Regions from separate parts of the Homo sapiens genome. Here region 2 is linked to region 1. The links are chromatin contacts, found by Hi-C or POLR2A ChIA-PET in ENCODE. All regions are on one chromosome and are shown on one strand. Each heading gives the region's core, a stretch centred on a gene start or an enhancer-like site at or near the end of the contact. The rest is flanking DNA. Distances are from core to core; before and after follow the strand shown.

Region 1 (5,543 bases), core at 940-3,439:
TGTTTCTAAAGAAGGTGGGTGGGTGGATGTCAAACATCAGTGGCTCCTCAGTTCACAGCAGTGAAACACATATGCTAATTGAATGATTTTCTGTCTTTTCATGCTATGTATGGTTGAAAAGCAGTGTGGTGCCTTTTGTTCTGGTAAATTTTCTGAATAAAGATTTGCGGATCATTTTGGACTGTCTGGAGGCCAGTGTGCGTAATTCGGTATATAGCTGATCGCAGGTTCCACTGGCCCTAAGATCTTAATTTGTTGGTAACATGCTTATCATGGGGTTTATATTTTTATCTCCAGTAGTAACAACTCTATAAGATAGGTGATTTTTATTGTCTCCAATTTGTTAAGTGAGGAATCTGAGGCAAAAAGAGGACTAATAACCTAGCCAAGATTTCATAACTGGTCATCTGTGGCTAGGATTCAAATCCCAGCTCTTTGATTTCAGTGCTCCATGTTGCTGCACTACCCATGCTTCACATCTCTGAACTGCATCTAATTCCTTGGTCAGCCCTGAAGCTTTATGTAAAATCCAGTCAAATTGCCAGTTCTTAGAATCTAGTTTTGTTTGTTTGTTTCTCAGATGTATTTCAATTCTGAGGATTTTCAAACTTATTCTCACCCTAGGACAGAAGCAAGTAGGCCATAACCTCCCCTGCTAAGGTATTCCTCACACTCATTACACCCCCTTAACATAGATGAGAATGGGGTGGGCTGGGTGCAGGGTTACTGTTGTTTGTGGGAGTTCTCATCTCTAGTTTTGGACATAGACCAGCTAGCAAGCAGGCTCCATGGCCACTGTGGACCCTGCCCCGGTGTGACTTAAGGGTCATGTGGCATTCCCAGAGGCCTGGATTCACCACCATTTGCCAGAAAAGTTGTCTAATTCTTGAAATAAAAGGAGTCCAGTGGAATAGTAGCAAGGGTGAGGAAAGCAGTGAAATCGTGCAACGTATATTAAAGATGCCCAGAAATAGGTCAACGCAAAGTTCTGTATTTGCTGTATATACAAGTTCTGCTTTTTATGTTATTAGTGACCCTGGAACAAGGGTCGGGGTGCTGGTAACAGCAGTTCACTTTTCTTTCATCAGAGAAGGGTTTACAAAAGAACGGTGGCTTTAAGAGATCTTTGACATTATTCCAGCAAGGTGCTAATTGTGGTTGTGGTTTCCTTTTTCTTTCTTTCATTTTTCGCTTTAGTCTACCAGGTGCTACCGAGTCAAAAGCATTCACTGAGAGCCCACAGACCATTCTGTATGCATGGGCCATGGCAAATCAAACCGCATCAATAAACCTGTACTTTTAGAAAGGGAAGAAAAAATTTTCCTAAGAGATTATTTGGTATCTAAACTTTTTATTTTTGTTTAAACAAACCTAATTTGCATTCCTAAGAGTCATTTTTTAAAGTCCTTATTGTAAGCATATTTGGTTTTTGTTCAAACCATTGGCTTTAAAACACTTAAATTCTAGTGTATAATCATTTATTTTACTTTCTGCTTATATTGATCATTTTTCCTTTAATATTTATTTTCAGGTTACCTTGAGGATAGTTTTGTAAAATCTGGAGTCTTCAATGTATCAGAACTTGTAAGAGTATCCAGAAGTAAGTAAATTGTTTTGTTACTACTTAAGCATGCAGTATGATTTAAAATACTTTATATTTTGAACCTTAAATGTAGTATAAAGAGTGACCACATATTAGGAAAATTTGAATTAAAATCTTAAAACCTTTGATGAAATAACAATATATTTTGCTTGATTTTCTAAAATGTTTGCATTCAAATCATCAAAACTTTTTGTTGTACAAAAATAATTTTGGGGTTTTTCTGATTGCCATGTTATTGGTATTCATTTAATTCACTGTTCTCTGCATGACCATAGATGGCCATTTATATCAAAGGAAGTGTGATTAATTAAATGTACTCTATGTTGTTATGATAACCCACATAAGTTTCCTGTAGATAAGTGCTTTTTCATTTTACTAACATTTTGGTGGGGGTTGGAGATGCACAGGATATACACACTAACGTGCAGAGTGTAGAGGGATGCAGAAATTAACTTTGCAGATTGTAGTTGGATATAGATAGAAAGCATTGTTATCCAAAACAATGTCCAATTGTTTTAACTGGCCACTTCACCTGAGACACCATTCTTAGCAGGCTGGATCAGATTTTTCTAGGCTAAGCTCACCTGGCAGGCTACCTAAGCAAAGGGGACGTTACCTTGATTAACTCTTTTACTTATTACTAGCATGTACAAACATATCCAAGATGCAGATCTATATGTACTAATTATGTTAAAGAAGGTGACTCCTTTCTTCATACTCCCTTCACTGATTTAGCTTATTTATGTAACTTTGAAGGGTATATTTTCACCTGACATTTTGATAGAATGCATCACACTTCGGAGTGATGTTATTCAGATGATGTAGTCACACTCTGATACCTGCCTAAGTTGTGTTTCTCATTTGGGTCATATTTAGAGGTCATGAATAAGAATTATGATGATCCAGAAAGAACAAAGAGTAATCGAGTTACTGAGGATAAGAATAAGCAGTGTTTTAGAGTCTTGTTGTTCAGTAAAGGAATCTTCACGCTATCACTGACTGTCTTTTGAACCGTAGTTCCTCAAATAGCTCACATTTCTAAAGTGAACAGTGCAAATAGCATGTATAGCAGGGAGTGATACATATGAACGTTTAAGATCTTAAGTAGTTTATCCTTTCTGGTATAATTCTAGAGTGGATAAATGTATGCCCAAAAGACTTCTCTCATGGGTCTTTTTACATGGTGGCAGTGTAGGAGAAGAAACACAAATATCCTGTATTCTGGTAGCCCCAGGGTGTGTATTCGATGGGCAAGGAGATTGTCCAAGGCAGTGTACCTTAATGTGTTTTTCCAGATCAATATGTGATATCCAAAGGTATCCAACATTTGAAAGTTTTCACTTTTAATTTGGGAAGAAATATGCCTGACTTACCAGTAGCACTTTGTAGCATCAGGTAAGACAGGGGTTATCTGAAGGGGTGTGTGTGTCTTCCCCATACTCTTCTTTAGCGGAAAGGCTTATGGTGCTCCAGTTAGGAGGCTTATTAAATTATTTGCTTAAATTTGTACTTCTCTGAGTTCAAGTTCAATGGTATATTTTCATCCTTCTTAGGAGTAGGGCAGTAGAGTCAGCTGTCAGAAAATATTTATTTAGTACCTCATGATAGGTAATATTATGCTAAGGGCTGTCAAAGGAGAACCACATTAGAACCTTCAAAAGCCCAGATAGATATTTTGAAAAATCTGAATTTCAAACATTAAAACAAAGATGAAAATTATCTTTCTAGAACAGTTCAAAACCAAGGTAAATTTAATATACTTCATTCATTCATTCTTAACTTATAATGTCATATCCTAGAAACTTTTAGGTTATTTGTTATAACAAACATTACTGATTTGTAATTAGCACATTAATTATCTATATTCATTACGTAATTTATTCAGCAAACATTTATTTTCTCCTCCATATGTAAATAGGTGTCTCTGAAAGGCCTGATAAGTTCTCCTCCTAAGTGTTTTAATATATCCGCATCATAATCTTTGTTTACACAATTAAACTTCATTATTTATGAAATAGGGGTTTGCTAAGTAAACATAAACTTCAGCACAACACTATGTGTGTATCACAAATTCTGACTTCTTGAGGGTTTACAGTATGCTAGTGCTTTCAGTCCTCTAGGGTTTTACAATCATAAGACCCACTGATGTGTATGTTGACTTTAGCTAATGAAGCCATTCAGCATTAGGATAGTGATCTCTCTTTTGAATGATATTATCTCCATCTTAAAAGTTGATTTAGGATCAGCTTTTGGAGTGAGGAGAACAATAAGGGAGATTAAAGGTTGGCCTCTAACCCTTAGAATCTGAGGTTCTTTGGTGCTTCATTTCTAAGAGGATATCGGCATCCTCTTAAACATGATTTGCAGCTTTCAGCCTTCTTGTAGCTCCCTGGGAGAGGCGCTAACACTGATCTTTGCGTCTGATGTAAGTTCTTCCAGAGGCTCTTAAGCAGGAATATCTGACTGAGACTTGCTGTTCCCACACACTCTGTCATTAAATAATTTCCATGTGTGTTGTTTTAGTACTTTGGCCGTGTTTGTTAATCTACTTTCCTTTCTGTATCTCCCATTTAGTGTCAGAATGCATACTAAATTTTTACAGTGCTCATGCATAAATCCGTAGACAAATTATTTTATTGCTATCTTTACAAAATTAAAACATAATATGTGTACATATTTATGGAATCCATGTGATCTCTGGATCCATGCATACAGTGTATAATGATTAAATCAGGCTATTTAGGATATCTGTCATCTCAAACATTTATCATTTCTTCATGTTGGGAATGTTTCAAATCTTCTTTTTTTGCTATTTTAAAATATGTAATATATTGTTGTTAACTGTAGCCACCCTGCTGTGCTATCAAATACTGGAAATTATTCTTTCTGTCTATTATAACTGTATGTTTTTACCCATTAACCAATCTCTCTTCATCTCCTCACCTCCCCACCCTCCCCCACCTCTGACAACCCCTTCGATGAGATCAACTTTTTAAGCTCCCATGTATGAGTGAGAACATGCTATATTTGTCGTTTTTATTGCTGTCTTGACACTGCGGAATAATCTTTCTGGAACAAAATTTAGAAAAAAACAATTTCTGAAGATTTTAAAATTATCATTTACTACAAATTACATCTAGTTTATTTATGGGTAAGCAAATTATGTTAACTATGGAGCCATATGTATTCAATAGAAACTATAAATCTTTGCCTAAATATTGCATGAGCTTAATAAATTGAAAATAGTTTATGTAAGGTGGAACCTCTAAGTTTCCTGTTAATAACTCAGGTCTATGAATTGTATCCATTACTGTGATAGGAAGCCAGACAGATTGTTTACTTCACTTGAGCCCCTGAAATACTCCTTCTAGCATGTACCCCACTTCCAGTGTCATATAGAACATGGTTCTAATAATAAATTATAAAACATGCGGTTACTGTGGGATTTCTTACCTCACATTTTTTTAACCTTTGGTGTGCCTCAAGCCACAACAGACATAGCTACATTTTAGCTGTCCAAATAATTCAAGCCATCAGGCACTTAGTTACTCATTGGATACAAGTATTTTCTGTGTAAAGGATGTTACAGTGTATTATATAACATGAACAATCTATCAGAAGGCTGATAGATAATCCAGAAGTTTGGAGCTGTTACTAGTCATGTATATACTGATGTATTTAATTTTTAGTCCAGAAAGGGAGATGTTCATTGTGTATTCCGTGGTTACTTCTCTGTGATAAAGCTTGTACCTCCTAATCATACTTTCTTAAAAATATTTTAAGTTAATCTTAGCCTGCCTAATATTAAAATACAATTCAAAGGGTAGTGAACACATTTAGAATATTCATTAAAAATGAGGGGTAAGAAAACTTCCATAAAAATCTGCAATCCCTTTGGAATTTTATACTCAACTTGAGGCAGATGGGAGAGAGGAGGAGT
Region 2 (5,543 bases), core at 1,164-3,663, 44 kb before region 1:
AAATTTGTATGCCATTTAAATAGATTCCCAAAATTATTCAGGGTAAGTTGGGATACAGGAGGTCACAATCTTGGAGAGAAGTAATGTATAAACAACCAACTATAATGCACTGGTCGGGCCCTGCACTAAAGTGTGAGCAAGACCATGTGGGCCCCAGAGGGTGGTCTCATTAGATGGGGCAATAAGGTTCAGGAAGGTTGTAACAGACGAAATTCAAGAGCTTTTAAAGATGAATTAGGCGTTTGTCTTGCATCAAATAAGGGATATTCCAGGCATAGAAACCTTATGAGCAAGGGCACAGACCTGCAGTTGCACGGCATATTCTAGGACTGTTAAGAAGAATATTAGGAAGTTGGGTGTGGGTGTGAGGGGGAGGGTAAAGGGTGATGGTTTCTGTGAGAGTGAGGCTAGGCTGGGGCCAGGTTATGGAGCACCTTGAATGCTGTACTAAGGAGGTTGTAGATTATCCTAGCTAGCAATTGGAAGCCACCAAGGTGTTTTAAGGAGTGAAGTGTTGTGATTCCTGGTGGCTATGCAGAGGATGGAGTCTGGTTATAGTGTGAAGAGTGAATCATAATGGCCTGAGGAGGCTGAGGCTATTGTGAGGTAAAAATGTGAAGCTCAATAAGGGACTTAGCACCAGTTGGGATGGAGATGGGGAAATAGGCTTGAAAGGAAGATAGAGTCTGGGCTGACAACTGAATGTGAAGCTTTGGGGAGTTGGGGTTTCTGGAATGAGCATTTTCAGCTTGGGAAACTGAATGGCTGTGAATGCCATTAATTGAGATATGGATTGGTTGCGGGGAGGCAAGAGTGTACAAAGGTTGTGCACTAGCAACATCAGGAGGAGTTTTGCAGTTAAAGAAGAGGTTAGGGCTAGATATGGAGATACAGAGTTCTCAAAAAACGGGTAGTATTTGTAAACATGGACCTAGCTGAGTTTGCTGAGGGGGAATGTACAAAGACAAGAAGATGGCCAAGTTGGATGGATCGTCTTTGGGATCACCAACATATAAGGGACCAACAGAAGAGAAGGAGATAGCCATCAAGACAGGAAAGCAGCCCTCAGAAATAGAGGATTGGACCTAAGAAAGGAGTGGTGCCCTAAAGGAAAAGGGAAGGAGAATTTCCAAAAGCTAGGGATACTTAGTGTGAAAAGTCAACTAAGTAGAGTCTGGGAAAGTCAAGTCGTGTTTTAAAAAAAATAGTAATTTTGGAGCTGAAACACATACTTAGACTTACCGATCCTGAGAGCTAGTGTTGGGCATGAGGATTATTATTTTCTTATCTCACATCGTGATCAGAGAGTATGTGAGTTTTGGTATTGTGTTTTATTCCTTGGTCTAACTTCACTGAAACAGATTCTGGGGTCCTGGGTTGCTTAAAGGATGAATATTCTGTAGACTTTAAGAAACTTCTGATGAAAACAGTGGATTATGTTTATTGTAATCTTTCTCTTCTACCAGTTCTGAGAGGAAATTTGCATTTTCTTCATCAAATTTCACCATTGACTACTATATTTTAAGGAGGAGAAGCTAATTTGAAATTTTGCTTTGAGTTTTGAAGAAGGCATGAACAGTTTCACAGAAAATAGAAGGAAATATGCCCAACTACTGAGCACACCCCTTTAAATTGCTCTTACCAGGCCTTCAGACCTAGGGGCAAAATTATGCTCCAGGCTCCAGGTCCCTGGATTCACTCTGTTAGCAGCAGCAGTAAGGAACAGTTTATTTGGACAATCCCTTCTGCTCCTGTTCTCCCTGCGTGATTCCCTATTTTAGCTGTAAAAGACTCAGAAAGTGGTGATTTTATGCTAGTACATACAGAAATACCTTAGCAAATATGATTGAGCCAACTAATGTGTAAGTAAAAACAATAGCTGAGTGGAAACTGGGTGCAACTCTGCAGTCTCCTTGGATATCTTCAGGAGTTTTGTGAAATTAAAAAAAAAATGGATCCTGGATCCTCCAATGAACTGAAGTCATAATCAGTCTGCAATGTTGACTTGAGAATTTCTTTTAAATAAAAATAAATGACCAAGTGGAAGTCTTATTAGCTAAAACCAAAAGCACAAACATACATGGCCCTTTCACAAAGTAAAACGGCTATAAGCATAATGAGACTCCAACACATCTTTACTTTTTTTGCTGTTTTGTTTTTAATTTTTCCAGCTCTTAACATTCTAAGATGCTGCCTTACCACTTCCTTAAGGAAACACAAATGGGTGAGTTAAGTTTTTGAAAGTAAAGGAGGATCCTGTTTAAGTAGATTAGGGTCTGGCAGGCCATTTAACTTTATCAGGCATCTAAAGCCGAGGATGTACACTGTAGCCGGCTGTGAGTTGCCAATTAGCTGGGCTTTCCCCACTGTTTCTGGTTTGGCAGGGATGAGGTGGTTCACCCTGCCGCACTACTGCCTGCCAAGGACACATGGCCAGCTCCCGGCTTCCTGTCTTCCTCTTTGTGTCCTGGCCTTGCCTTCCAGGGAGCTGCCAGAACACAATTGCCAAAAAATCTTCCTTCAGAAAGGTCAAGTAACCTCAAGTCACCTATGCCAATATTTGTGTTTTCTTTTTAATCCTTCTGTGTTCGACTTGGAAAAAGCTGTAGAAGCGAACTTGCAGAATGGAACCTGGGTCACTTTGGATCACTTGGATAAAGCAACAGAACCCAAAGAATCCCTTGGCCAGTCAGGGTGTGATGTTTTGAGTAGAATTCTATTTAAAGCTCTGTGAAGTGTGATAGAGTTCAGAATGGTTCAGTGTGGATTTGGATTTAGTTGCTTTTTAGGATTCACTGTACACATGTGATTTTTGGCCAAAGCTGGTGCATCACATGGCAGGGAGAGGGAGAAAAGTGGAGATTGGTTTTGGCTTAAGGACTGCATTTTTGTTTGTTTGTGTTTTCAGGACTCTATAGTCACATACTGCCTTTTGCTTTCCAGTTTGGTGTCTGTGAGCAAGCATCAGCAGCCAAGTCCCTTGTACACTGGCTGAGAACAATGTGCGGGAGTTACCTGGGGTGCTTGTTGAGAGCGCTTTCTTGGCCCCAGCATTGCTGTACGAGTCCCAGTCATTGCGGGTGAGGTCGAGGAATCTGAATTTCTAACAAGCATCTCAGGTGAATCTGATGCTCACTAGAATTTGTGGACTGAATGTCACTGATTGTGAAATGACAATAAGGCAAGTAGCATTTATTGTCATGATACGGCAAGCTGTTCTACTTCTCCTTTAATTGGTCTTTTTGGAGCTCTGTGTTTAATTGGAATCTAGATTATATGCAGATCTCCACTGACAACAAACACTTTTCTGAAAATTGAACTTTTAAAAACCTGTTAACATAAGAAACTTTATCCAAGTAATTGTTCCAGGTTTAAACTCTAAATTTTAGGATGATTTATAAGGCTTTTTTAATGACACGTAGAATGCCATAGTGAACATCCGAAACGACTTTAGAAGGCTCCCTCCCCGTAGCCCACACTGTGAATCATGCTCCTTGGAGACGTGCAGTGTGATGGGCCTAGTGATTTCTGTTATGGAAGGGAAACCCCATTTCTCTAATACTTCATAAAGCAAAGCTTTTATTATTTACTTTGAAAAAATTCCATTTGAGGAATATGGAATTCTTAAAGTGCCTAAACCTGAGCCACCTACTAATTCTTATGGCTGTTGGTAATGAATATAGGGGGCAACGTGTATTCTGTCTGTAGACTCCAGGAAAGTTCAACGTAGCCCCAACATTCCCTTTTGGCTTTTCATGTAAAATTGTCCATAGCACTTTCTTCCTAAGCTCAGTTTAATTTTCTTTTGTGCCTTTTGTACCTCGAGATATGCTGTCTTTCTTGGTGAGAATGGTCTAGCCGTGAACCTTTTCGTCATTGTTTTGTAGCATTCGTAGAGTGAGGACCAGATTAACTGTGTAATTTACCTTTTTTTTCCCCAAGTTATTTCCAAAATTTGCTAAAGCGCTGCAGCCTCAGGGACACCTCTGACTTTCTGACACAGCTAAGAAACACCACACTAATTTGGAACACATGTTCTGTCAAAGTTTACCTATAGCCTTGAGTTCCAAATTTGCAACTTCAGCATCTTCTGTTGAAAATAAACAGCATATTTTTTCTTAAGCTCCCTTTTTGCCTCCCCTTGAACTCCACAGTCTTTTATAAATAGTAATAAGGAAATGTGGTTATGGGTATAATTGCCACAAGGCAATTGTACCCTAGAGGACTGATAGAATTTTCTTTTCTATATCGGAGGGCTGGGCTCCATCAAGAAGATCCATTTGCAAATAACTCAATTGGAAGAATAACAACAGTGTCTTTATTTTTATAGCAACTTTCCCTATAGAGATCACAGTACAGTGTGTTAGGGACATCCTATCAGATTCATTGTTCTAATACCCCAGTGGACTGGAATAAAGTTTTATTATAGCTTGTTTGAGACAGGAGAGTGAGACTGAGAAAGGTTAAGGGTCGTCCCTCAGATCCTAAGAAAGTCAGAAGGGGAAATGCAATGAAAAATCAAGGTTTTTCTATTACTCTGCAAGTTGTCAAGCTCTGCATTCCTTTCTGGTAATTGTAAAGGGTCAGAATAAAGCACAACCTATTTCGGGATTGCAAAGTAATGTAGATGAAAATGCCTCGAAAATAGCTAAGGTATTCTTGCTATCTTTATCATATTTAGTACAAATGGAAGGTAAGAAAGAGCCTTATTGTCAGTATCTAATTGTACCAATGTATATGAAATGGATTTTGCACATTCTTGATTGATTGGATTCAAACTGCCAAGTTGTCTTAATCATTAATAAAAGACAAATGGAAAATAACATTTATAATTCTGGATTTAAAGGAATTCCATACGATTTGACAACAAATTTTGAACAGATTAAGAAGCCAAAGATCAAAGTTACTCTGATTACATAAACGGCCTAAGAAAACACTTAATTAAGTAGTCTGATTTTTCTTTTTAAGGTTTTACTTGTAGACTCCATAGTTCTGAGGGTAGGAGTGATGAACTTAGGCTCTGTTTTTTTTTTTTTTTTTAAGTTAGAATAAGAGAATTGGGAGTAAAATTACTACTAATCTTTCAACCTGATTTCAAGGAGCCTTGGAGGACACATTCTGTGGGGAGTAGACACAATTAACTTGATGCTCCTAATTACTGTTGTTTGATTTGTGATTAAAGGTGGTATATTTTGGTGTAGCGCTTTTGGCTTCTCAGGTGTCCAGTGTGCTGCTGCTGGGGAGAGTAGGGGGTGGCAGCATTCCCTCCCTTAAACAGGAACCCCCTTCCGCAAACTAGAAGCTGAGATATCAGAAATAACCCACATTTAGTCAGACCTTGCCTTCTAATGAGAAAAAGTGAAAAATTAGGCAAAACATAAACACACGGCTTTTTAAAGCTCTCTTTGATTTTCAAAGTTCTAGAGTGGGTTCATATTTTTTCACTTTAACCCAAGCGAGTGAAGCTATCTTTCACTTATAGATCCTCCCTGAGTGCCTCATGGGAGGAGTAATGGCCTTGAGACTTTTATCTCATCATCACT

The links. A loop is a pair of places that touch in the nucleus more often than their neighbours do. ChIA-PET counts read pairs that join two places held with the same protein, here RNA polymerase II (POLR2A). Pooled maps may share reads with other maps.
Region 2: a loop to region 1 is called in a map of cardiac septum, with 1.9 times the contacts of the local background. The contact joins two enhancer-like sites. A Hi-C loop is called at or near these places in 8 of 168 maps with a recorded cell type or tissue (CD8-positive, alpha-beta T cell, Right ventricle myocardium superior, cardiac septum and 4 more), 5 of 37 single-sample maps with no recorded cell type and 4 of 50 pooled maps. POLR2A ChIA-PET finds 5 or more read pairs at or near these places in 1 of 52 experiments (OCI-LY7).

Annotation. Positions count from the first base shown.
Region 1 is chr9:14,151,882-14,157,424 of GRCh38, reverse strand. NFIB (nuclear factor I B) reads left to right here. Exons shown (of 11, transcript NM_001190737.2): 4 at 1,532-1,600. Among named protein-coding and RNA genes, the nearest start is that of NFIB, 160 kb to the left of the region's middle. Within about 2 kb of position 2,189, at least 3 of the 41 ENCODE cell types and tissues checked have a DNase peak (open chromatin) inside an H3K27ac peak, as active enhancers do; they include endothelial cell of umbilical vein, where a contact is called at or near this core.
Region 2 is chr9:14,196,186-14,201,728 of GRCh38, reverse strand. The region is part of intron 2 of NFIB (nuclear factor I B); the gene reads left to right. Among named protein-coding and RNA genes, the nearest start is that of NFIB, 120 kb to the left of the region's middle. Within about 2 kb of position 2,413, at least 22 of the 41 ENCODE cell types and tissues checked have a DNase peak (open chromatin) inside an H3K27ac peak, as active enhancers do; they include endothelial cell of umbilical vein, where a contact is called at or near this core.